Regions from separate parts of the Homo sapiens genome. Here region 2 is linked to region 1. Evidence: read pairs that join two places in POLR2A ChIA-PET (ENCODE). Cell type or tissue: A673. All regions are shown on one strand. Links, peaks and the distances in the headings refer to the core of each region. The heading gives the core; the rest is flanking DNA.

Region 1 (11,506 bases), core at 2,178-10,177:
CACCACCATGCCCGGCTAATTTTTGTATTTTTAGTAGAGACGGGGTTTCACCATGTAGGCCAGGCTGGTCTCAAACTCCTGACCTCCGGTGATTCGCCCACCTCGGCCTGACAAGGTACTGGGATTACAAGGCATGGAGCCACCACACTCAGCCCTCTGCTGTCTCTTCTGATAACTGTAATTCATTATTTGTGACTGTTCCTTTAATCCTGTCTTCCCCTCCCATCCACACTGTTAGCCCAAGTGTCAGAGGTATTTGAACCAGAGCAACTCCATCTTGAATAGGAGCTGGGTGAAGAAGCTGAGACCTACTTGGCTGCATTCCCAGATGGTTATGGCATTCTAAGTCACAGGATGAGACAGGAGGTCAGCACAAGACACATGTCATAAAGACCTTGCTGAGAAAACAGGTTGCAATAAAGAAGCTGGCTAAAACCCACCAAAACCAAGATGGTGACAAGAATGGCCAGAGGTGACAAGAGGTCTGGGGTGACATAAGCTCTGACCCTCTAGTGAGCTGAGGCAGGATGCTGGAAGGTTCCCAGGCTGAACGAAGCTGCCTTTGCAAAAATCATAATAGTGAGAAAATTGACAGTGAAAGAGATCTGACCGGGCACGGTGGTGGCTCATGCCTGTAATCCCAGCACTTTGGGAGGCCAAGGCGGGTGTATTGCCTGAGGTGAGGAGTTTGAGACCAGCCTGGCCAACATGGTGAAACCCCCTCTCTACTAAAAATACAAAAATTAGCCGGGCATGGTGGCGCATGCCTGTAATCCCAGCTACTGGGGAGGCTGAGGCAGGAGAATTGCTTGAACCCGGGAGGCGGAGGTTGCAGTGAGCCGAGATAGCGCCACTGCACTCCAGCCTGGGAGACAGAGCAAGACTGTCTCTAAAAAAAATTTCAGTGAAGGAAAATTCATGCCAGGTGTGGTGGCTCACGCCTGTAATCCCAGCATTTTGGGAGGCCGAGGCAGGCAGATCACGAGGTCAGGAGTTCGAGACCAGCCTGACTAACATAGTGAAACCCCATCTCCACTAAAAATACAAAAAATCGCCGGTTGTGGTGGCAGGTGCCTGTAATCCCAGCTACTCAGGAGGCTGAGGCAGAAGAATCGATTGAACCCGGGAGGCGGACATTGCAGTGAGCCCAGATCGTGCCACTGCACTCCAGCCCAGGCAACCAGTGCAAGACTCCGTCTCAAAAAAAAAAAAAAAAAATTCATTTGGCACCACTACATCTGCACTCCTGTTTGATGTTCCAGGTAGAGGGGGTCACGGTCCCTGCACTCTTGTGTTACCGGAAAGAAGTCCTGATCCAGACCCCAAGAGTGGGTTCTTGGATCTCACACAAGAAAGAATTCAGGGCAAGTCCACAGTGCAAAGCAAAAGCAAATTTATTAAGTAAAGTGGTGAAAGAATGGCTAGTCCATAGACACAGCAGCCCATGGGCTGCTCTGTTTATTTTTATGGCTATTTCTTGATGATATGCTAAACAAGGGGTGGATTATTCCTGCCTCCCCTTTTTAGACCATAGAGGGTAATTTCCTGACATTGCCATGGCATCTGTAAACTGTCATGGCGCTGGTGGGAGTGCAGCAGTGAGGACGACCAGAGGTCACTCTTTTTTTTTTTTTTTTTTGAGACAGAGTCTCGCTTTGTCACTAGGCTGGAGTGCAGTGGGGCGATCTCGGCTCACTGCAGCCTCCGCCTCCCAGGTTCAAGCAATTCTCCTGCCTCAGCCTCCTGAGTTGCTGGGACTACAGGCACGCACCACCACATCCACCTAATTTTTGTATTTTTAGTAGAGATGGGGTTTCAACATGTTGACCAGAATGGTCTCGAACTCCCGACCTCAGGTGATCTGCCTGCCTCAGCCTCCCAAAGTGTTGGGATTACAGGCGTGAGCCGCTGTGCCCGGCCTGCCTGGCTAATTTTTTAAAAGTTTTTTGTAGAGATGGGGTCTCACTATGTTGCCCAGCCTGGTCTCAAATTCCTGGTTTCCAGAGATCTTCCTGCCTCAGCCTCCCATGCCTGGGATTACAGGCGTGAGCCACCATACCCAGCCCCAAGTGAATTTTGGAACTCTCTGGAGATGGAGCGTGCAGGACAGCCCTTCCCAAGCCTCCCTCGTGATCTGTTCTCAGCTCTGGCCCAGCTGAGCCACCGGCTCACCTCCAACACACTTCCCTTCCCTCCAGCTCCAGAACGGGTGCCCCGAAGCCAGGAGCTCTGAGCCTCAGCTGCAGCTCACTGTTCTCACCCTGGCTTCAGGAGCTCCAGATGTGTGTGCCTCCTGCCACCTCCCCTCAGAGCTGAGACTGGGAGATGCCTACATGTAGCTAAGGGACATTTCATTCAACCATTCATTCAATGTTTAATGAGCCCCAACTACGACCCAAGGGCCCTGTTCTAGTGGAAATGACATTCTAATGGGGGAGGCATGCAGTCCAGCGGTCATGAGGCAATCACAGCGCAGATTTAGTGGAAGTGATTTGCGGATATTGAGAGCACAGTGGGAAAAGGCCTCTCGCAGGCGGTGGGTGGCCGTTTAGGATGAGAACTGAAGGATGAGAGGTGCGTGCTGCGTGGTTGTGCAAGCTCCAGGCAGGGAACACAGGGCAGAGGACTCCAGTGGGCGTCTCTGAAGCGTCCAGTGCAAATGCTCAAAACTCAGTTGACAGCCTGGGCTACATGGTGAAACACCGTCTGTACTACAAAAATACAAAATTTTTCTTTTTTTTTTTTTTTGAGATGGAATCTTGCTCTGTTGCCCAGGCTGGAGTGAAGTGGTGCGATCTCAGCTGACTGCGACCTCTGCCTCCTGGGTTCAAGCAATTCTGACTCAGCCTCCCGAGTAGCTGCAATTACAGGTGTGCACCATCTTGCCTGGCTAATTTTTGTATTTCTAGTAGAGACAGGGTTTCACCATGTTGGCCAGGCTGGTCTCGAACTCCTGACCTCAGGTGATCTGCCCGCCTCAGCCTCCCAAAGTGCTAGGATTACAGGCATGAGCCACTGTGCCCAGCCCCCAGTTTTTTTAATTTAGCCGGGCGTGGTGCGTGCGCCTGTAGTCCCAGCTACTCGGAAGGCTGAGGCCTGAGAATCCCTTGGACCCAGGGGATGGAGGCTGCAGTGAGTCAAGTTCGTGTCACTGCACTCCAGCCTGGGTGACAGAGCGAGACCCTATCTCCAGGAAAAAAAAAAAACAAAAAAACTCAAAAACTAAATTCACAACCTATGCGATGCCCCTGCTGGCATTTCCCTGGGCCTCTGCTGCACTTTTAAGTGGATAATTACATAAGTATCTGTGTGCCTGCCCAAGTCTGACCCCCTACTCGAGGTAAGCTCTTTGGGACAGGGACAGCTCAGTGTTGCTCATCATTCATTGTATCTCGTGGACCCAGCACAGTCTGGCCCACCCTAGGGGCACCGTATTGATGGCTGCACAGTGGCTGAGGATGGATGAACTAAGGAAAGAACCTGCTGTGGAAATCCCGGAGTCCTCCCCTCCTTCACTGTGGTCCAGCTCAGTCCCACCCGGTGAACAGGGCTGGACACGCACACTTGGCTGGTGAAAGGGTGTGTGGAGAACCCCAAGTTGGCACCAAGCTCAGGGGGCTGCACTTCAGCCCTTTAAGGACTGAAAACAGCTTTCCCCACTTCCCTCTGCCTTTGTAGCAAGATATCCTCAGTTGAAATCACAGAAAGCATTTTGCAGTGGTAGAGCCACTCTGGACCCCACAGAAGACACCTATGGTGGGGGTGGGGGGAGAGTTCCTGCCTCTGATCGTCCCTCAGAAGAAACAGGGGGTCACCTAGGCCCTTTCCTGTTGCACAGAGGGGTCCAGCGTCACACGGCTAGTAGGTTGGTATGGTGGGTGGTATGCTATAGTAGTTTTTGAACTTAAAAAAAGAAAAATCGGTAGACTTTTCTGATATAAAACAGAAAAAAGTGGGTTAGCACAAGACACAGGTCATAAAGACCTTACTGATAAAACAGTTTGCAGTAAAGAAGCTGGCTAAAATCTACCAAAACCAATAAGGCTTATTTATTTATTTATTTATTTATTTATTTAGAGGCGGAGTTTCGCTCTTGTAGCCCAGGCTGGAGTGCAATGGTGCGATCTTGGCTCACTGCAACCTCCGCCTCCCGGGTTCAAGAGATTCTCCTGCCTCAGCCTCCCAAGTAGCTGGGACTACAGGCATGCTCCAGCACGCCTGGCTAATTTTGTATTATTATTATTATTTTTTTTAGTAGAGATGGGGTTTCTCCATGTTGGTCAGGCTGGTCTCAAATTCCCGACCTCTGGTGATCCACCCACCTCGGCCTCCCAAAGTGCTGGGATTACAGGCGTGAGCCACCGCACCCGGCCCAAGATGATTTCTTTACTGTAACCTGTAAATTCTTCTCAGTTGAAACCCTGCCTAAGAAAACTGAGCTTCTCTGCTAGAGAGGGGTGGTGCCGGGCACCCTGCCTGCCTCTCTTCACCTCTCCAAATTCCTTCCTGATCTTCTGATGAGCTTTCAACTGCATGGTGGAAGATGCCTGGGAACCAGGGGCAGGTTTCTACAGCAAAACTCAGCTCAAGTACGAAACTAATTTTTCTGTACCTTTCTGTAATGCAACACACAAAAAGCTTTAGCATCTTATTTTTTAGAGAGAGGGTCTTGCTCTTGTCACTCAGGCTGGGCAGTGGTGCAATCACAGCTCACTGCAGCCATGACCTCCCAGGGACTCAAGCAATCCTCCCACCTCAGCTTCCCGAGTAGCTGGGAGGACAGGCATGTGCCACCACACCCAGCTTTTTTTTTTTTTTTTTGAGACGGAGTCTCGCTCTGTCGCCCAGGCTGGAGTGCAGTGGCGCCATCTCGGCTCACTGCAAGCTCCGCCTCCCAGGTTCACGCCATTCTCCTGCCTCAGCCTCCCGAGTAGCTGGGACTACAGGCGCCCGCCACCACGCCCAGCTAATTTTTTGTATTTTTAGTAGAGACGCGGTTTCACCCTGTTAGCCAGGATGGTCTCGATCTCCTGACCTCATGATCCACCCGCCTCGGCCTCCCAAAGTGCTGGGATTACAGGTGTGAGCCACTGTGCCCGGCCCCAGCTAATTTTCTTGTTTTTGCAGAGACGAGTTTACACTGTATTACCCAGGCTGCTGTTGAACTCCTGGGCTCAAGAAATCCTCCTGCCTTGGCCTCTCAAAGTGCTGGGATTACAGGCATGAGCTACTGCAGTGGGCCCTTGGGATAATCCTTCAGAGGTGAATTATTCTACTGAAGATTCTGGCCAGGCACAGTGGCTCATACCTATAATCCCAGGACTTTGGGAGGCTGAGGTGGGTGGATTGCTTGAGCTCAGGAGTTCGAAACCAGCCTGGGCAACATGGTGAAACCTCTTCTCTACAAAAAATACAACAAAAATTAGCTGCGTGTGGTGGTGTGCACCTGTATTCCCAGCTACTGGGAGGGCTGAGGCAGGAGGAATGTTTGAGCCCCTGAGGTTGAGGCTGCAGTGAGCTATGATTGCATCACTGCACTCCAGCCTGGGGGACAGCGAGACCCTGTCTCAAACAAAACCACCACAAAGAAGAGATGCCAATATCTTAATGCCAGGATTATGAGGCATTTTCTTTTTTGCTCACTTCTATTTCTAGGTTTTCTACATAAATGTGTTACCTTTTGATAAGAAAACCATAGATGGCGTTACTACTGTTGCTCCCAAGTTGGGGAGAACCTCACAGCTGAGGGCGCTTGGCTCTCTGCTGCCCTCACTTGGCCTCTCCTCGCCAGGCCGGGGTAGGAGCTGAATGGGCTGCTGGAAGCCTGAGCCTCAGGTTTAAACATGATGTTCCCAACATCTTGAGGACCCGAGGTCAGTGAGCTCAGAGGCGTTTGTGGCTCCCGCTGCAGGAAGCTCCTGATGGGAAGCCGTCCCAGCCCTGCACCCTCATCTGCCCTCAGGGTCTGGTTCAGGTTGGTCCTGCCGGCCCCTGGGAGCCGGTCCCCCTGCTCACTGGCTGTGGTCCTCCTGCCCGCTGGGCACTGGGCCAGAATGACAGCCCACCTTGGTAGAGCTCCCTCTGCGTTGTGCTGTGGCTTAAGGGTCCCCATATCAGCCCCGGATGGCCGTCCTGTTACTCCCGTGTCAAACTGAAGCCAACAGAAATGCAGATCCCAGTCACCAGAAAGGTGACCCCAGAGCTTGTGCTGTGACACCCTGGCCATTCCCCATCCCCGCCGCCTCAGCATGGAGCCGTGCAGCAGCTCTAAGCCCTCTCTGAGGAAGACGAGGTCTTTTTCACAACCTGACCGTGGTCCCTGCAGCCAGGGGCAAGGACGGTCAGGGATGGCTGGTGGGCTCAGGCTTTTCTGAAGAGCTGAGCTGAGCATTTCCTGCCTGGACACCCTTCTCTGCGCAGCAAACTCTGGGGTGTCCTTCCGGCCCAGGCTCAGCCAGGCAGCGAGTCTCCTGTCCAAATCCCTAAGCCCCTCCAGGGACACTGTCTGGTCACACTGTGGCCACCCCAACCCGAGCCCCCCACTCCAGAACCCCCCGTTGAAGAGGAAAGAGAAAGTGGATGAGAGCCCCCTTAGCAGGGACCCTGCCCTACCTGGAAGGCCCGAGCTGCCCAAGCAAACGAATACAGACAGCCAGCAGGCATCATTCAAAGGCTGTATCTTTTTTGGTTTCCTTTTTTGCTTTTGTAAAGAAAAATAAGGTTGTGTTTTCTGTTTGAAACAAAACATAAAACCCCCTCCCGCTGGGCCTGTTCCCTGGCTCTGGGGGATGCTGGGACCGCAGGTCTGGGCAGGAGAGGCCAGGCTGCCCGGCTGAGAGGAGGGAGCGCCCTCAGAGCCAGAGATGGAGTGCATTTGGGAATGGAGTTTGATTAAGCAAAAAATAAAAAACCTCGACACACACACACACGCCTGCTATACAGAAATGGGGACCAAGAGGCGCTGCCTCCGAGTTGGAACCATTGCTGGCAGCTGGACTCAAAAGTCCTGATGCTGTCCTGGGGCCCCCATTCCCCACGTTTCAGGGGTAGGCAGGGCAGGAGGCGGCATCCACAGCTCTCAGGACAGGAGTCAGGGGAGAGGAGGGTGACGTCAGAGCAAGCTCCTTCCCCACATTAAAAAAAAAAGTATTAAAAAAGCACCCAAAGCTTAAAAAAAAGAATCCTCCATGGCAGGGAGAGTTGGGGGCATCCTGCTTACTAGCAAAATGCCTGACCTGGCAAAATGTGTAGAAAAATAAAATTAAACTTTATCCCTGAATGGCAGAGTGAAGACCCTTCTTCCCGCCCCACAGTGAGTCTCAGAATCCACCGAGACAGCTGATTCCTCCCCAACTGGCACCAGCACATGACCAGCAGACACACACTGCCCCAGGCCCGTGTCCCAGGCCCAGGGTGGGACAGCGGAGGGGCTCTGATAGCCACGGGTGCACGGTCCCTCCCCGCTGCCTCACAGCATTGGGAGCGCCCCTCCTCAGTGCCAGGAAGGAGCCCCAGCAGGGGAGTGGGCAAGAGAACCAGGGGAAGATGGGGTTCTCAGGGGCTCCTGGGCAGAACTAGGGGAAGATGGAGTTCTCAGGGGCTGGAGGCAGGTGCCCAGTAGGGTGGTCGAAGGGGTGCAGTCTCATCTGAGATCTGAAGGCCCCCCGCCAGCCTGCCCTGCAGTTCCATGTGCAGCTGAAGGACCAGACGTGCAGGCCTGGAAACACAGGGCGAGGTGGGCCAGGGCGCTCCGCATTCTCAGGGTAATGGGGCTGCTTCCAGGAAGGTCAACAGAGGTCACAAAGCAGGGCACATGGGGCAGGGGAGGGTGGGGCAGGGGCTCGCGCTGGTCCTGGAGGCCCAGCTGGGCCTTTGGCTGCTCAGACCTGGGAGCTCTGAGGATCCCGGGAGCCCTTCTGCCCACTCCACAGGAAGGGGCAAGATAGGGCAGATGATAAGGACCATGCTTCCCCCTCCCCCAGGGGGCCTTCAGCTTAGTGGGGCTCTGAGGTTGCCCCAGGTGAGACAGGGGAGTACAGTACAAAGATGTGACTACGCCTGTGGGCGTGGGGCCAGAAGGCAGGCCGGGCAGCTCCTGCTGCAGTTACAGTAGTACTGGCGTCCCTGCCAGGCAGGGCTGAACTGTGTGGGGCACCCCAGGGTCATGCAGCCCCTTGGGGCTCCCTGGCTTCGGGATCAGAGTGTCAGCACCAAACACAACCGATGTCAGCCAAGGAGGTGAGTGGGCAGAGAGTGTGACCTCAGACACATGCTCAGCCCTGCAGTCCGTTAGGTGAGGAGGGGCAGGTGTCCTGAGGACAGTCACAGTCCAGTGAGGTCAAGGCCCTGGAGATGAGGGCAGAGGTGGCAGCCCCTCCAGGGAGGGTCCTGAGGCCGGCAGTGGTGAAGCAGCAGGCACCGGGTTGCTCCCCTCCGAGGGGCTCCAACGGTGGGTCAGCGCAGGCTCTGGTACAGAAACACCGAGGTGAACAGGGCGTTGGCGGCCAAGCTCACGGCCAGGAGGCCCCGGACCAGGGAAGGGCCGAAACGACCTGCAAAGCAGAGACCTGGTCAGAACATTGTTTGGGTGGGTGGGTTCGCTGTGCAGCTGAGCAGCCCCCTAGAGCATGCAGTTTGTGGGGAGCTCAAGGCTCTGCCCAGGGTACTCTCTGAGACTGGTGAGGCTCACCCCCAATTCTTCTCTTGGCCAAAGGCTTCCCTAGCAGGAAAGACCCCCACTCCCTGCCTCCCTGAAGGCACAGCTTTTCCTAACCCTGAGCCGCCAGGAAGGCCATGGGCTGGGCTGTCATGAGCTGGGGCCTGGGTGATGAGGCAGTGACCACAATGGCCACTTTACAGATGAGGTCATGGGGGCTGGGAACAGGAGCACCCCATCCAGGCCTCCAAGGGAATAAGCAGCCAACCCAGGTCCACCTGCTGCATGCCGCAGCCTGCGTTCTCACCAAGGCCTCCAAGCTGCTGGGCCACCCTCCAGCCTGGGGCAGCACTGGCTTTGAGAGTCAGTGCAAAATGACCTGCCCAGGAAAAGCCCTGCTTGCTGATCTGTCCATCTCCCTCAACACACACCCCCTCCTCCCCACCCAGGGAGTGATGATGTGTACCACAGATCTGGTCTCTTGCCCCTGAGCCCCAGGGTTAGTGAGCAGAGAACCTGGGATCTGAGCCAGGCAGCTCGGCACCCGGTGCAGGCTGCAGCCCCAGCGTGACGTGGTCCCGGTGCACCCAGGCTCTCTGGGCACTTCCGGCCAGGATGGCAGCCTTCGGTATGTGTCCTAAATGCCAGCCACGGGCCACAGGTGCCTACTGAGCACTTGAAATGTGGCTAGTGCAGCTCAAGAACTACATTTCAAACTTTATTTAATTTTAATTCAGTTAATTTAAATAGCTGCCTGGGGCCAGAAGCTACTGGAATAGTGCAGATCGGGGCCCAAATCCCGAGAGGGGGAGTGCCGTCTACTGAGTCCCTGACCCTGGATTCAGAGGCGCCGGGTGGGTTACTTGTCGGCCACTCAGGGACTGCAATGTCCTGGAAGATTCTTTCTGTCAGTGCTCTGGACCCCCCTGGGGGAGATGGTGGCTTCGGATGTGTGCCCACCCCCTCCCCTCCCGCACCTCAGGGTACAGACCTCTCCAGGTGGCGGCCTCCTCCGAGCAGCCCCTGGTGGTGGTGTCCACCACACAGGTAGATGACTGGGAAGAGTCGTCCTCTTTCTTGATGGAGCGGTTGCTGCAGGCACTGCCTCTTTCCAGCTTGGATCTCAGGTCTGCAGAGAGAAGGGTGTGTTTCTCAGTGGCGCTCATGGCTCCCTCCAGGGACAGACGCGGGGCAGCTGTACTTCCACTCTAAGGACAGTTGTCAGAAGTGGTGAGCCAGGCTGTCCCAAGCCACTCATCCACCCTGGACAGTGGGGGGCCAGGTCCTTGCTCAACTGTCCTGCCACCTCTTGTCTGCCAGTATTCAGGCCCAAGGTGACCAGATCTCTGACATTGAAAGAGACGTGGGAAATCTAAACATTCGAGGCCGGGCGCAGTGGCCCACGCCTGTGATCCCAGCACTTTGGGAAGCCAAGATGGGTGGGTCACTTGAGATCAGGAGTTCAAGACCAGCCTGGGAAACATGGTGATATCCCGTCTCTACTAAAAATATAAAAATTAGCCAGGCATGGTGGCGCGCACCTGTAGTCCCAGCTACTCGGGAGGCTGAAGCAGGACAATCTCTTGAACCCTGGAGGAGGAGGTTGCAGTGAGCCAAGATCACGCCACTGCACTCCAGCCTGGGCGACAGAGTGAGACTGCATCTCGAAAAAAAAAAAAAAAGGAAATCTACAAATTCATGTGAAAGTTGAAAGTTGTAGGTTTTAAAGGCTGGGGGCTAACTATAAACATTTTAAATGCTTTGCAGTACAGCACCATTTGAGTGAAACTATCTGTGGCCACACGCACCTGGCAATGCGTGATGTGTTTTCGATCAGTTCCAAGAAACAGAGGACCCTGAAGGTCAACTGCAAAAGGAGAAACTGAAATCAGCCATTAGAGGTCAATGTCCCAGAGGGTTCAAGTCACCAGAGCCGGAATGGGGTGCCTAGAGCTCCAGGGTGGGAAGGCGCACACCGGAGTCAGAGCAAGGATGAGCCCCCCCACCGCCGCACAGCCAGGCCTCTTGGCAGCAGAGGCCCTCCCACGGCCCCTTGGGGTGGTCAGAAGGCCGTACCCAGGGCGTGCTTCACGTCCTGCAGGGGCGGCTTCCGGGGAACATGGGGCGGCTCCATGGTGAAGAGGCTGCCGTTGTGAGGCGAGTGCTCATCGGAGCTGCTGGGCGTGGTGGGGGCCTCTCCAGGGGGTGACGGGAACAGCAGCAGCTTCTGTCCCTTCAGGTTGAGCCGGGCAGGGCTGATGAGGGGCCTGCGGTGGCGCAGAGAGCCGGAGCTGGAGGCCACCGAGCCGGCCACGGAAGGCGCTGGGGAAGGGAGTGGGGAGGAGGGGCAGCTCCCCGACAGAAGAGAGAAGTAATCTGGAGGGAGGGAGGAAGATGATGTGAACGTGGGCTCCTGTCACTGCAACGCTACAATGCGCTATTTCATTTCTGGGGGCATTCTTCTATTAACCCGGGAAGACAGGAAAGGTGCAGAGACTGGGGACAGGGGGAAGTCCTGCTGCAAAGCTGAAGGAGGAGAGGTGCCCTCTACCAGGCACCTGAGGGAGAGGAGAGATCCCGGAGCCTCAGCCATGGCCTTCTGCCCTTGATTTCCATCCAAAGCCCTGGGTACCATCAGCTGAGAGCAAGGCCAGATAGCAGCAAACCCTGGAGGTACAAGGCCAGCTCACCCGAGGCCTTGCTGCCAGCTGGCACCTGGTGCACCAGTTCCAGCCGTGACTGCCACTGAGGACGGCAGAGCAGCATGGTACCATCTGATCCTAGAGACTGTCATTCCCATTTCACGCAAGAGGAAACTGAGGCACAGGTGTGTAGGTCACTTGCCCAGGG
Region 2 (11,506 bases), core at 2,438-10,437, 110 kb after region 1:
TTTTGCCATGAGAGTACACTGAACAAAGGAGACAGGGTCATTTATAACCTGATGCGTCCACCCTACTGCTGTGTCTGGTTTCCATTGGCTGGAACGGAACCTCGTATTCTGTATTTGTCCTGATTTGCTAGCAACTTAAAACTTCTAAAAAAGGCAAAAACAGAGGAGAACAAAGGAAGGGGGAAGTAACTCGTGGAATGCTGAGAAAGGTAAAAACACCTTCAAATAAGGAAGAGGAACAGGCTATGAGCTAATGCTTGCTTGGACCAGTATAAGCATGCCAGAGCAAATATTTAGGCTAAATTGTGGGAGCTAAGAACATAAAGTACATTGATTTCTTTATTATGGCTAGCAGATATTCAAGAATATTAGCACAGGTCTTTGAATAAATTTTGCTTCTAAGAGAGGTTACTATTTATTCCTAATTAGACAGGGAAGAACATCTTTTAAGAGGAACTTCTACTTTACTTTTTACACCCAGTGGGTGGAGGTTCGATCATGGCACAATCTCGGCTCACTGTACTCCAGCCTGGGTGACACAGCAAGACCCTGTCTCCAAAAAAATAAATAAATAAAAATAAAAATGGCCAAGCGTGGTGGCTCACGCCTGTAATCCCAGCACTTTGGGAGGCCGAGGCGGGCGGATCACGAGGTCAGGAGATCGAGACCATCCTGGCTAACAGGGTGAGACCCTGTCTTTACTAAAAATACAAAAAATTAGCCAGGCGTGGTGGCGGGTGCCTGTAGTCCCAGCTGCTCGGGAGGCTGAGGCAGGAGAATGGCGTGAACCCGGGAGGCGGAGCTTGCAGTGAGCTGAGATCGCGCCACTGCACTGCAGCCTGGGGGACAGAGCGAGACTCCGTCTCAAAAAAAAAAATAAATAAATAAATAAATAAATAAATAAATAAAAATAAACTGTAAACTAAGTTCTCCCCAAAGTTAGTTCAGCCTACACCCCGGAGTGAACCAGGACAGCTTGGAGATTAGAAGCAAGATGGAGTTGGTTAGGTCAGCTCTCTTTCAAATTTTGTCATGGCAGTTTCAGCAGGGCAGAAAGAACCCATCATGGGATTCCATGGCTTCCAGGTGATGAAAGCTCTCTTTCCCCTGGCGTTGCCTCTGCCGCTTTCCCTCCGCCCTCCCTGCTTGCCTGGCGTGGCCTCCTCTGTGGCTCCTTCTCTTCTGCCCCCTGTGCTGGGTCCCAGGCCCACCCTTCTGAAGCGGCTACGTTGTCTGGGGTAAATACCCTGGGGTTCATCGTCTTGCCCCAGAAAAACTTAGGACACGGACACACATGAGGCGTTTAGGAGTGGAGGTTCAACAAGCAAGAGAAAGAGAAAGAAAGAGGAACACAGCTCTCTCTCTAGTGAGAGAGAGGGGACTTCTGAGAGGAAAAGGCTGGCCAGCGGTGGATGCGCCGAATTTGTTTTTGTTTTTGTTTTTGAGACAGAGTCTCACTTTGTCGCCGAGGCTGGAGTGCAGTTGCACAATCCTAGCTCACTGAAACCTCCTGCTCACTGCAACATCCGCCTCCTGGGTTCGAGCAATCTTCAGCCTCCTGAGTAGCTGGGACTACAGGCATGCACCACCACGCCCGGCTAATTTTTGTATTTTTAGTAGAGATGGGGTTTCGCCATGTTGGCCAGGTTGGCCAACAAAAAAAAAAAAACAATCTTTAAAAAAATCAATCAGCAGCCCGGCGTTCCCAGCATCCTTTCCCCTACACTTGGCCGCACATTTTCTGACCCTGCACTGACCTGTCATTGTTCAGGGTGAGCTGTAGTGGATGGTGAAAGTGTTTCTAGAAGTCTTTTCTTCTATTTTTTTTTTTTTTTTTTTTTTTTTGTGAGACAGAGTCTTGCTCTGTCACCCAGGCTGGAGTGCAGTGGTGCGAACACGGCTCACTGCAACGGCGACCTTCTGGGCTTAAGTGAGTCTTCCCTTCAGCTTCTTGAGTAGCTGGGACTAGAGGTTCATGCTACCATGCCTGGCTAATTTTTGAAATGTCTTTGTAGAGATGCAGTCTCATTATGTTGCCCAGGCTGGTCTTGAACTCCTGGGCTCAAGCGATCCTCTCGCCTTGGCCTCCCAAAGTGCTGAGATTACAGGCATGAGCCACCATGCCCAGACATTTTTTTTTTTTTTCAAAGACAGGGTCTTGCTCTGTTGCCCAGGTTGGAGTGCAGTGGTGTGATCATAGCTCACTGTAGCCTTGAACTCTGGCCTCAAGCAATCTTCCTGCCTCAGCTTCTTGAGTAGCTAAGACTACAGGCCTGCACTACCTCACCTGGCTACAGAAGCCTTTTCTATAAGAATTTTACATACACAGACTTGACGACAAACCGCATAGATATTCACCACCAAACTTAGCCCACCTTCTCATCAGATTCCAAACACCTGCATCCATTGTAATGATCCCTGACGGGAGGGGCAACGCACAGTGGGAGGTCAAAATGGAAAGGGTTCATATTTAACCACTTCCCCTTTGCAAGTTTGGCAAAAACATTTGACCAGGAGAGGCCCATTGCTGGAGTCCCTGCAGCTTAAGCTGGGTTTGCCCCTGCGTGAAGCACCTGCAGGAGTTTAGAACCCAAGTTCTCCTTGTGTTGTAGAGAAGACGGTGCCTGTGGTTCTCTTAAGGACATTTGTACATTATCTGGCTGGTGAATCCAAAAGAAAAGCAATAATTTTTTTTTTTTTTTTTTGAGATGGTATCTTGCTCTGTCATCCAGGCTGGAGTGCAGTGGTTCGATCTTGGCTCACTGCAACCTCTGCCTCCCAGGTTCAAGGGATTCTCATGCTTCAGCCTCCCGAGTAGCTGGAATTACAGGCGCGTGCCATCACGCCCAGCTAATTTTTGTATTTTTCATAGAGACGGGGTTTCGCCATATTGGCCAGGCCGGTCTCGAACCTGACCTCAGGTAATCCACCTGCCTGAGCCTCTCAGAGTGCTGGGATTACAGGTGTGAGCCATGGTGCCCAGCCAAAAAGCAATAGTTTAAAAACTTGCTTACACAAATACTCCCACCGCATTTTTCATAACAGCCAAATGTATTAGGGTTCTCTAGAGGGACAGGACTAACAGGATAGATATATATATATATATGGGGGAGTTTATTAAGGAGTATTGACTCACACGATCACAAGGTGAACTCCCACAATAGGCCGTCTGCAAGCTGAGGAGTGAGGAAGCCGGTTTGAGTCCCCAAACCTCAAAAGTAGGGAAACCAACAGTGCAGCCTTCAATGTGTGACCGAAGGCCTGGGAGCCCCTGGCAAACCACTGGTGTAAGTCCAAGATCCCAAAAGCTGAAGAACTTGAAGTCTGATATTTGAGGGCAGGAAGCATCCAGCACGGGAGAAAGATGAAGGCAGAAGACTCAGCAAGTCTAGTCCTTCCACCTTCTTCTGGCTGCTTTATTCTGGCTGCTCTGACAGCTGATTAGATGGTGCTCACCCAGATTGAGGGTGGGTCTGCCTCTCCCAGTCCACTGACTCAAATGTTAATCTCCTTTGGCAACACCCTCACAGACGCACCCAGGAACAATACTTTTGCATCCAAATCCAATCAATTTGACACTCATTATTAACCATCACACCAAACAACATAACAATGCTAATGTCCATCTATTGATGAATGGAAAAATGAAACATAGTATATTACCACACAATGGAATATACATATAAAAAGGGATGAAGTACTGATACATGCTATGAAATGAATGAACCTTGAAAACATCATGGTAGGCCAGGCGCGGTGGCTCATGCCTGTAATTCCAGCACTTTGGGAGGCTGAGGCAGGCGGATCACGAGGTCAGGAGATCAAGACCATCCTGGCTAACATAGTGATATCCCGTCTCTACTAAAAATACAAAAAAAATTAGCTGGGCGTGGTGGCGGGTTCCTGTAGTCCCAGCTACTCCGGAGGCTGAGGCAGGAGAATGGCGTGAACCCAGGAGGCGCAGCTTGCCGTGAGCCGAGATTGCGCCACTGCACTCCAGCCTGGGCAACAGAGCAAGACTCCATCTCAAAAAAAAAAAAAAAAAAAAAAAAAAGCAAGTGAAAGAAGCCAGAGGATAAAGATCACGTAGTGTGTAATTCCATTTATAAGAGATTTGCAGAGTCGGGCGCAGTGGCTCACAACTATAATCCCAGCACTTTGGGAGGTCAAGGCGAGCAGATCACTTCAGGTCAGGAGTTTGAGACCAGTCTGGCCAACATGGTAAAACCTTGTCTCTATTAAAAATACAAAAATTAGCTGGGCATAGTGGCGGGCGCCTGTAATCCCAGCTACTTGGGAGGCTGAGGCAAGAGAATTGCTTGAACCCGAGAGGCAGAGGTTGCAGTGATCCGAGATCATGCCACTGCACTCCAGCCTGGGAGACAGAGTGAGACTCCATCTCAAAAAAAGAGATTTGCAGAGAAGGCAAATTCACAGAGACAGAAAGTTTAGGGTTGTCAGGAGCTGGGGAAGGGAGAATTGAGAGTAACAGCTAAGGGATATGGCTTCTTTTAGAGTGATGAAAATCTTCCAAAATTGATTGTGGTGATAGTTGCACAACTCTGTGAGTCTACTAAAAATCATACAATTTGTCCACTTTTTTCTTTTGTGGCATGGCCTGGCTCTGTCCCTTAGGCTGGAGTGTAGTGGTGCAATCTCAGCTCACTGCAACCTCTGCCTCCCGGGCTCAAGTCATCCTCTCATTTCAGCCTCCTGAGTAGCTGGGACTGCAGGCGTGCATCACCATGCACAGCCAATTTTTGTATTTTTTGTAGAGACAGGGTTTCACCAGGTTGCCCAGGCTGGTTTCGAACTCCTGAGCTCACGCAATCTGCCTTTCTCGACCTCCCAAAGTGCTGGCATTACAGGTGTGAGCCACTGCACCCAACCCAGCTGTACACTTTAAATGTATGAGTTGTATGGTATGTGAATGATAGCTTAATAAAGCTGTTACCAAAAACCTAATCACAACAAAACCCTTACTGATCGCTTTGAGACAGTATTTATTTAGATTCATAATACACATCAACGGGAGGTGTCACTGTGTGAATTCTCAGGGTGATTCAGAGTTATAGAGTCACTTTTGTGAAAACTCCAACTTGGGTCAAGCAGCTTCAGGCCAACACAGGACCAGCTGAAGAGGCTTATTCCAAGGGTGCATGTTCAAAGTCTGGATACCACATGGAACCAGGCTGTGGGGTGATGGAAACTGAGCAGGAATGAAAGGGAACAGGCAGGCCGGACGGGGTGGCTCACGCCTGTAATCCCAGCACTTTGGGAGGCTGGGACAGGTGGATCACTTGAGATCAGGAGTTTGAGACCAGCCTGGTCAACAGGATGAAACCCCATCTCTACTAAAAATACAAAAATTAGTTGGGTGCAGTTGCACACGCCTGTAGTCCCAGCTACTGGGGAGGCTGAGTCAGGAGAATCGCTTGAATCCAGGAGATGGAGGCTGCAGTGAGCCGAGATCTCACCACTGCATCCAGCCTGGGCGACACAGCAAGACTCCATCTTAAAAAAAAAAAAAAAAAAAAAAAAGAGGCCATGCACAAAGGAGAGCTAGTCACACTTGTTTCAGCCTTTAATTGTCATCTCTTTCCCCTCTAAGATACTAAAGCAAGATTGGAACCTGGGACAGTTTTGCAAGCGACAGAATTTTAACCTGGTCTGTGGGGCTGTTGTCCTGCCTTGGAGGGAGGCCAGTTTCTGATGCCAGATTGAATGTAGATGCGATTGCAGCTGCAGTTAGGAAACAGTAGTAAAGCACCCAAGGAAATCAGTTTATTTTCTCTTTTTTTTTTTTGAGATGGAGTTTCGCTCTGTTGCCGAGGCTGGAGTGCAATGGCGTGATCTCGGCTCACCACAACCTCTGCCTCCCGGGTTCAAGTGATTCTCCTGCCTCAGCCTCCTGAGTAGCTGGGATTACAGGCACCCCCCATCATGCTAATTTTTGTATTTTTAGTAAAGATGGGGTTTCACCATGTTAGCCAGGCAGGTCTCGACCTCCTGATCTCTGGTGATCCACCCGCGGCCTCCCAAAGTGCTGGGATTACAGGTGTGAGCCACTGCACCTGGCAGAAACCAGTTTCAGAAGTGAATCGAGAGGGACTGTCACATGCATCAGAGGAGCCCGTTCCAGGGGGACACCGTTAGTCCAGGTGGGTTTTCAGAGCAATTACAGAGAATTTGCTCTCCTTCAAGGTCCAGCATGCAGACCTGCAGGACTTACAGCCTCACGGACAAGCTCTCAGTGTCAGTGGCCACCGTGGACACGTGCTGCCCTTCTTGACCTTGCTGTCCCCGTGTGCCTCCCATGGGTGTGGAAGGAAATGGGTTTAGCTTCTCTTTCACTAGGAACTCACCTGGGCATTAGGCACTATAGTGGGTTGAACGGTGGCGCCCCAAATATATGTCCATCCAGAACCTGCGATTGTGACCGTATTTGAAAAAAGCGTCTGTGCAGATGTGATTAAGAACGTCTAGATGAGGCCGGGCGGGGTGGCTCACGCCTGTAATCACAGAACTCTGGGAGGCCGAGGTGGGCGGATCACCTGAGGTCAGGAGTTCGAGATTAGCCTGGCCAACATGGCGAAACCCCGTCCCTACTAAAAATACAAAAAATTAGCCAGGCGTGGTGGTGTGTGCCTGTAATCTCAGCTACATGGGAGGCTGATGCAGAAGAATTGCTTGAACTCGGGAGGCGGAGGTTGCAGTGAGCCGAGATCACACTATTGCACTCCAGCCTGGGTGACAGAGTGAAACCCTGTCTCAAAGGAAAAAGCAAAAAGAAAAAGAACCTCTAGTTGAGATCATTCTGGATGCCTGGTTGGACCCTAATTCCAATGACTGGTGTCCTTATAAAAAACAGAAGGGGAGACACAGATGCAGAGGAGACGGCCCTGGGAAGACAGAGGCAGAGGTTGGGTGACGCAGCCACAGGTGAAGTCACACCTGGAGCCTCCCAAAGCTGGAAGAAGCAGGGAAGGGTGCTGCCCCAGAGCCTTCGGAGACAGTGTGGCCCTGCCAACACCTTGATTTGAACTTCTGGCCTCTGAAACTGTGAGAGACTCAATTTCTGTTGTGTTAAGCCACCCAGTTTATGGCCATTTGTTACAGTAGCCACAGGAAATTAATACAGTTCTTCTGGGTCTCAGCACCTCATCAATAATGTATTGTCAAATAAAGCAGCGTTTACCACAGGCTGGGGACTATGTAGGTTAAGCCTTTTATCTATTTACACTGTCTAATCCTTGGAATAATCTGTAAGGTAGGTGCTGCTATATTCCGGTTTTGCCAGTGCAGGAGAGCGGCTCAGACTGGGTGAGTGTCCTGGCCGCAGAGGTGGCTGGTGGGGCCCTGCTGTGTGAGCAGGTGGGGCCTGCTGTGGCTCCCTCCTGGGCTCTTGCTCTTGGCCACCTGATACAGGAGCACAGAGAATGTAACATGTATAGCCACCGGCCAGGCCCTGTCCCTGAGATCTTCAATTCTGTGCACTGACTCGCACTCCAGGGGGGCCTGAGAGGCTGCGGGAGGATTAAAGGGTTACGTTCAAGCCTTCAGTGGCAAGGCCTGGAAATGATGCTGAAAGACTCTCGTGGCCCTGCCTGGAAAGACCTTTTTTTTTTTTTTTTTTTTTTTTTTTTTTAATTGAGATGGAGTCTCACTCTGTTGCCCAGGCTGGAATGCAGTGCTGCCATCTCGGCTCACTGCAACCTCCACCTCCCAGTTCAAGAGATTCTTCTGCCTCAGCCTCCTGAGTAGCTGGGATTGCAGGCATGTGCCACCACACCTGGCTAATTTTTGTATTTTTAATAGAGATGGCGTTTCACCTTGTTGGCCAAGCTGGTCTCGCACTCCTGACCTCAGGCGATCTGCCCACGTTGGTCTCCCAAAGTGCTGGGATTATAGGCGTGAGCCCCGGGCCCAGCCTGGAAGGACTTCTCTTGCAGCTCCTCTTCCTGCCCCCGCAGATCCCTACAGTAAGTACCCTGGATGGGAGAGAGATGCTTGGTGGCGATTGAGAGGTCAGCACTGGAAGTCATCCTGGAGACCCGGCCCCTCCTGGTACAGGTGTGGCATTGAGTGTGAATGGAAAGAAAATGTTGGCCCATGGCTTGATATGGGGGCATGGAAACAGGAGCGATGGTGGATGTTGAAGGCTTGGCAGTGCACAAACAGGGCTGCTTCGGAAGGGACCATGCGACAAACAGGGCCCGGGGTGTGGTGGGCTCACTGAGACCCCTGTGATGGGGAGGACCCAGCCTGGCCCTGCCCACAGCCACAGCCTCTAAGGACGGTGGTGCTTCTCCCCCCAGGCTGTCCACTTGCACCCCTCATGCCTCACCCTGGAACCCCAGAAGAAAGCAGCAGTGGTTGTTTAAATAATAAAAAATTTGGCCAGGTGCAGTGGCTCATGCCTGTAATCCCGGCACTTTGGGAGCCCGAGGTGGGTCGATCATTTGAGTGAATGAAAAAATCTCAAGAGTGAATTTTAGGTCAGGAGTTTGAGACCAGCCTGGACAACATAGTGAAACCCCATCTCTTCTAAAAATACACACAAAAAATTAGCTGGTTGTGGTGGTGCACACCTGTAATCCCAGCTACTAGGGAGGCTGAGGCAGAAGAATCGCTCAAACATGGGAGACATAGGTTGCAGTGAGTGGAGATTGCACCACTGCACTCCAGCCTGGGGGACAGAGTGAGACTTTGTCTTAAAAATAAAAAAATAGGCTGGGTGCGGTGGCTCACACCTGTAATTCCAGCACTTTGGAAGCCCGAGGCAGGTGGATCACCTGAGATCGGGAGTTCGAGACCAGCCTGACCAACATGGAGAAACCCTGGCTCTACTAAAAATGCAAAATTAGCCAGGTGTGGTGGTTCATGCCTGTAATCCCAGCTACTTGGGAGGCTGAGGCAGGAGAATTGCTTGAATCTGGGAGGTGGAGGTTGCGGTGAGCTAAGATTGTGCCACTGCACTCCAGCCTGGGCAACAAGAGTGGAACTCCATCTCAAAAAAATAAATAAAAAATAATAAAATTAAAAAAATACATAAAATAAAAACATTAATAATAAATAGGTGTGGGTCCTGGGGTGCAGGGCTCTGAGGAATGCTCATTCAAGGCAAGTGATCTTTAGCCCCGTGACCTTTCCAATGCCAGCTGGGGAGCTCATCCGCCTGTCCGGCCAGAACAAATGAAAAACAGGCACCCGGGAGTCACCTGAGCCACCACCCTGTGTTCCCTCCTCTTCTTGGAGTGAAATAACAGCCCGGCTGATGCCATGAGGTGAAACTAGGGCCCAGGAGCCGCCGGCCCCTCATGGGACAGACTGTACGGCCCAGGCTCCTCCGGGCCTGGCCAGCGTGGTTATTTATAAGCCCTGGCTGCCTCCAGTGTGCCTGGATCAGACTGGCTTGTTTGGGTCACCGGTGCCAAGTTTTTTCTTTCTTTTTCTTTTTTTCCAATAAGAATCTACGTCTGAGCATGGACGGAATCCCAGAATCAAATCACTGGATCAATACTTGGTCACCAAACACATTCGAGACCTCAAAAGCTCAAAGGTGAGGTTTTTCTTCCACCTTTCCTCTGGACAAATGCCTTGACCGTGGGAAGGAAACAGTGGAGCTCTGGGTTGGAGGGGGCGGTGCTCCCAAGAGCATCTCCCTAAAATTTGCCCCGATGGTGTCCTTTCTCAGAGATGGACATATCGAAACTTTTCTTTCTTTCTTTCTTCCTTCCCTCCCTCCTTCCTTCCTTCCTTCCTTCCTTCCTTCCTTCCTTCCTTCCTTCCTTCCTTCCCTCCCTCCCTCCCTCCCTCCCTTCTTTCTTTCTTTCTTTCTTCTTTCTCTCTTTTTTCTTCTTTTTCTTCTTTCTTTCCTTTTCTTCTTCTTTTTTTTTTTTTTTATGAGACAGGGTCTCACTTTGTCACCCAGGCTGGAGTGCAGTGGCACGATCATAGCTCACTGCAATATCCATCTCCCAGGGTAAAGCGACCCACTTGCCTCAGCCCCGAAGTAGGTGGGACTACAGGCATGTGCCACCATGCCTGGCTAATTTTTGTTTTTGTTGGTAGACATGGGGGTTTCACCATGTTGCCAAGGCTGGTCTTGAACTCCTGAACTCAAATGATCCTCCTGCCTCAGTCTCCCACAGTGCTGGTATTACAGGCATGAGCCACTGTGCCCAGCGGGAGTTTCATTTTTATTTGCAAAGTAGACTGAAGTCCCTGGAGAAAAGGCTTCAAAAACATATTTTATAGGACTTAGGGCTGTGCTGTGCTTTTCACAGGCCCTGGGTACTTTTTCTTTTGTGAGTACCTTCTCCATTAAAATTTTTTTAAAATTATATTTTATAGCCACATACGATTTTACAGATAAAATCCAAACTGGAGTCGTTATGATATGTATTTATGATTATATTCATATATATTTATTATATATTTATATATTTATTCATATATATTTATTATTATATTCATATTTTCCTCCTGATTTTATTTTTTATTTATTTTTATTTTTTTTGAGAGGGTGTCTCCCCCTGTCACCCAGGCTGGAGTGCAGTGGCGCCATCTCGGCTCACTGCAACCTCCACCTCCCGGGTTCAAGTGATTCTCCTGCGTCAGCCTCCCGAGTAGCTGGGATTACAGGTGTGTGCCACCATGCCCGGATAATTTTGTATTTTTAGTAGAGACCCACACCTGTTTACTATTAATTATTTTATTTTATTTTTGTGTTTTTAAATTTTATTTATTTATTTATTTTTTTGAGACGGAGTTCCACTCTTGTTGCCCAAGCTAGAGTGCAATGGCGCAATCTCGGCTCACTGCAACCTCTGCCTCCCGGATTCAAGCAATTCTCCTGCCTCAGCCTCCCAAGTAGCTGGGATTACAGGCATGCACCACCATGCCTGGCTAAAGAGAGGGGGTTTTGCTGTGTTGGCCAGGCTGGTCTCAAACTCCTGACCTCAAGTGATCTGCCCATCTCAGCCTCCCAAAATGCTGGGATTACAGGAGTGAGCTACTGTGCCTGGACATTTCCTCCTGATTTTATAAAGGAGTTGAAACATTTTCTCTGGGTCTAAATGTATCAGAGCCCCTGGGCCCAAATGCTGAGTCAGTCCTGGGGGTGCTGGTGTCACCCTCCCTTTGCTGTTTTATTTTTTAATCGTTTCTGCTATCAAGGTTTACCATGCTAAGTGATTTACATGCAAAATCGTGTCTCTTCCTTACAACAGGCTGTAGGGTAGGTACCCTTGCTACCTACTCTACCTACAGACAAAGACGCTGAGAAATCAGATAACTTGTCCAAGGTCATGGACAGCTGGGACTAGACCCATGGCTTGTCACACTCTACCAGCCTTATTCTTAACCTCTCTGCCTGATGCCTCTTGACCCACATTCGACTTTGAAAAAGTTTTCGCACTTGGTTCATCGGAAAAAGCCACACACAGCTGCCCGGAGGACTCTGTTAATCAGTAGCTGGTTGCTTCTGGCCCAGTGGGCAACA

What was found. ChIA-PET counts read pairs that join two places held together with the same protein. Peaks named below come from ENCODE experiments on the same cell type or tissue, not always from the same donor. Only the 100,000 strongest peaks of a DNase experiment are listed, where the experiment ranks them.
Region 2: POLR2A ChIA-PET joins it to region 1 with 14 read pairs; 3 of 35 experiments call an interaction of 5 or more read pairs at or near these places.

Annotation. Positions count from the first base shown.
Region 1 is chr1:9,610,032-9,621,537 of GRCh38, reverse strand. It overlaps TMEM201 (transmembrane protein 201), which reads right to left. Exons shown (of 11, transcript NM_001130924.3): 9 at 10,733-11,032; 10 at 9,648-9,785; 11 at 6,661-8,552. The coding sequence ends at 8,455. LOC124903837 reads right to left here and starts at 6,874. Exons shown (of 2, transcript XM_047436734.1): 1 at 6,066-6,874. The coding sequence starts at 6,874. RefSeq lists enhancers at 5,500-5,559, 5,569-6,113 and a silencer at 9,583-9,818. In A673, for the core only: a CTCF peak has its summit at 5,762; a DNase peak (open chromatin) is centred at 5,777.
Region 2 is chr1:9,501,277-9,512,782 of GRCh38, reverse strand. No RefSeq gene overlaps it. Among named protein-coding and RNA genes, the nearest start is that of SLC25A33, 32 kb to the left of the region's middle. In A673, for the core only: no CTCF peak of the experiment used is centred there; no DNase peak of the experiment used is centred there.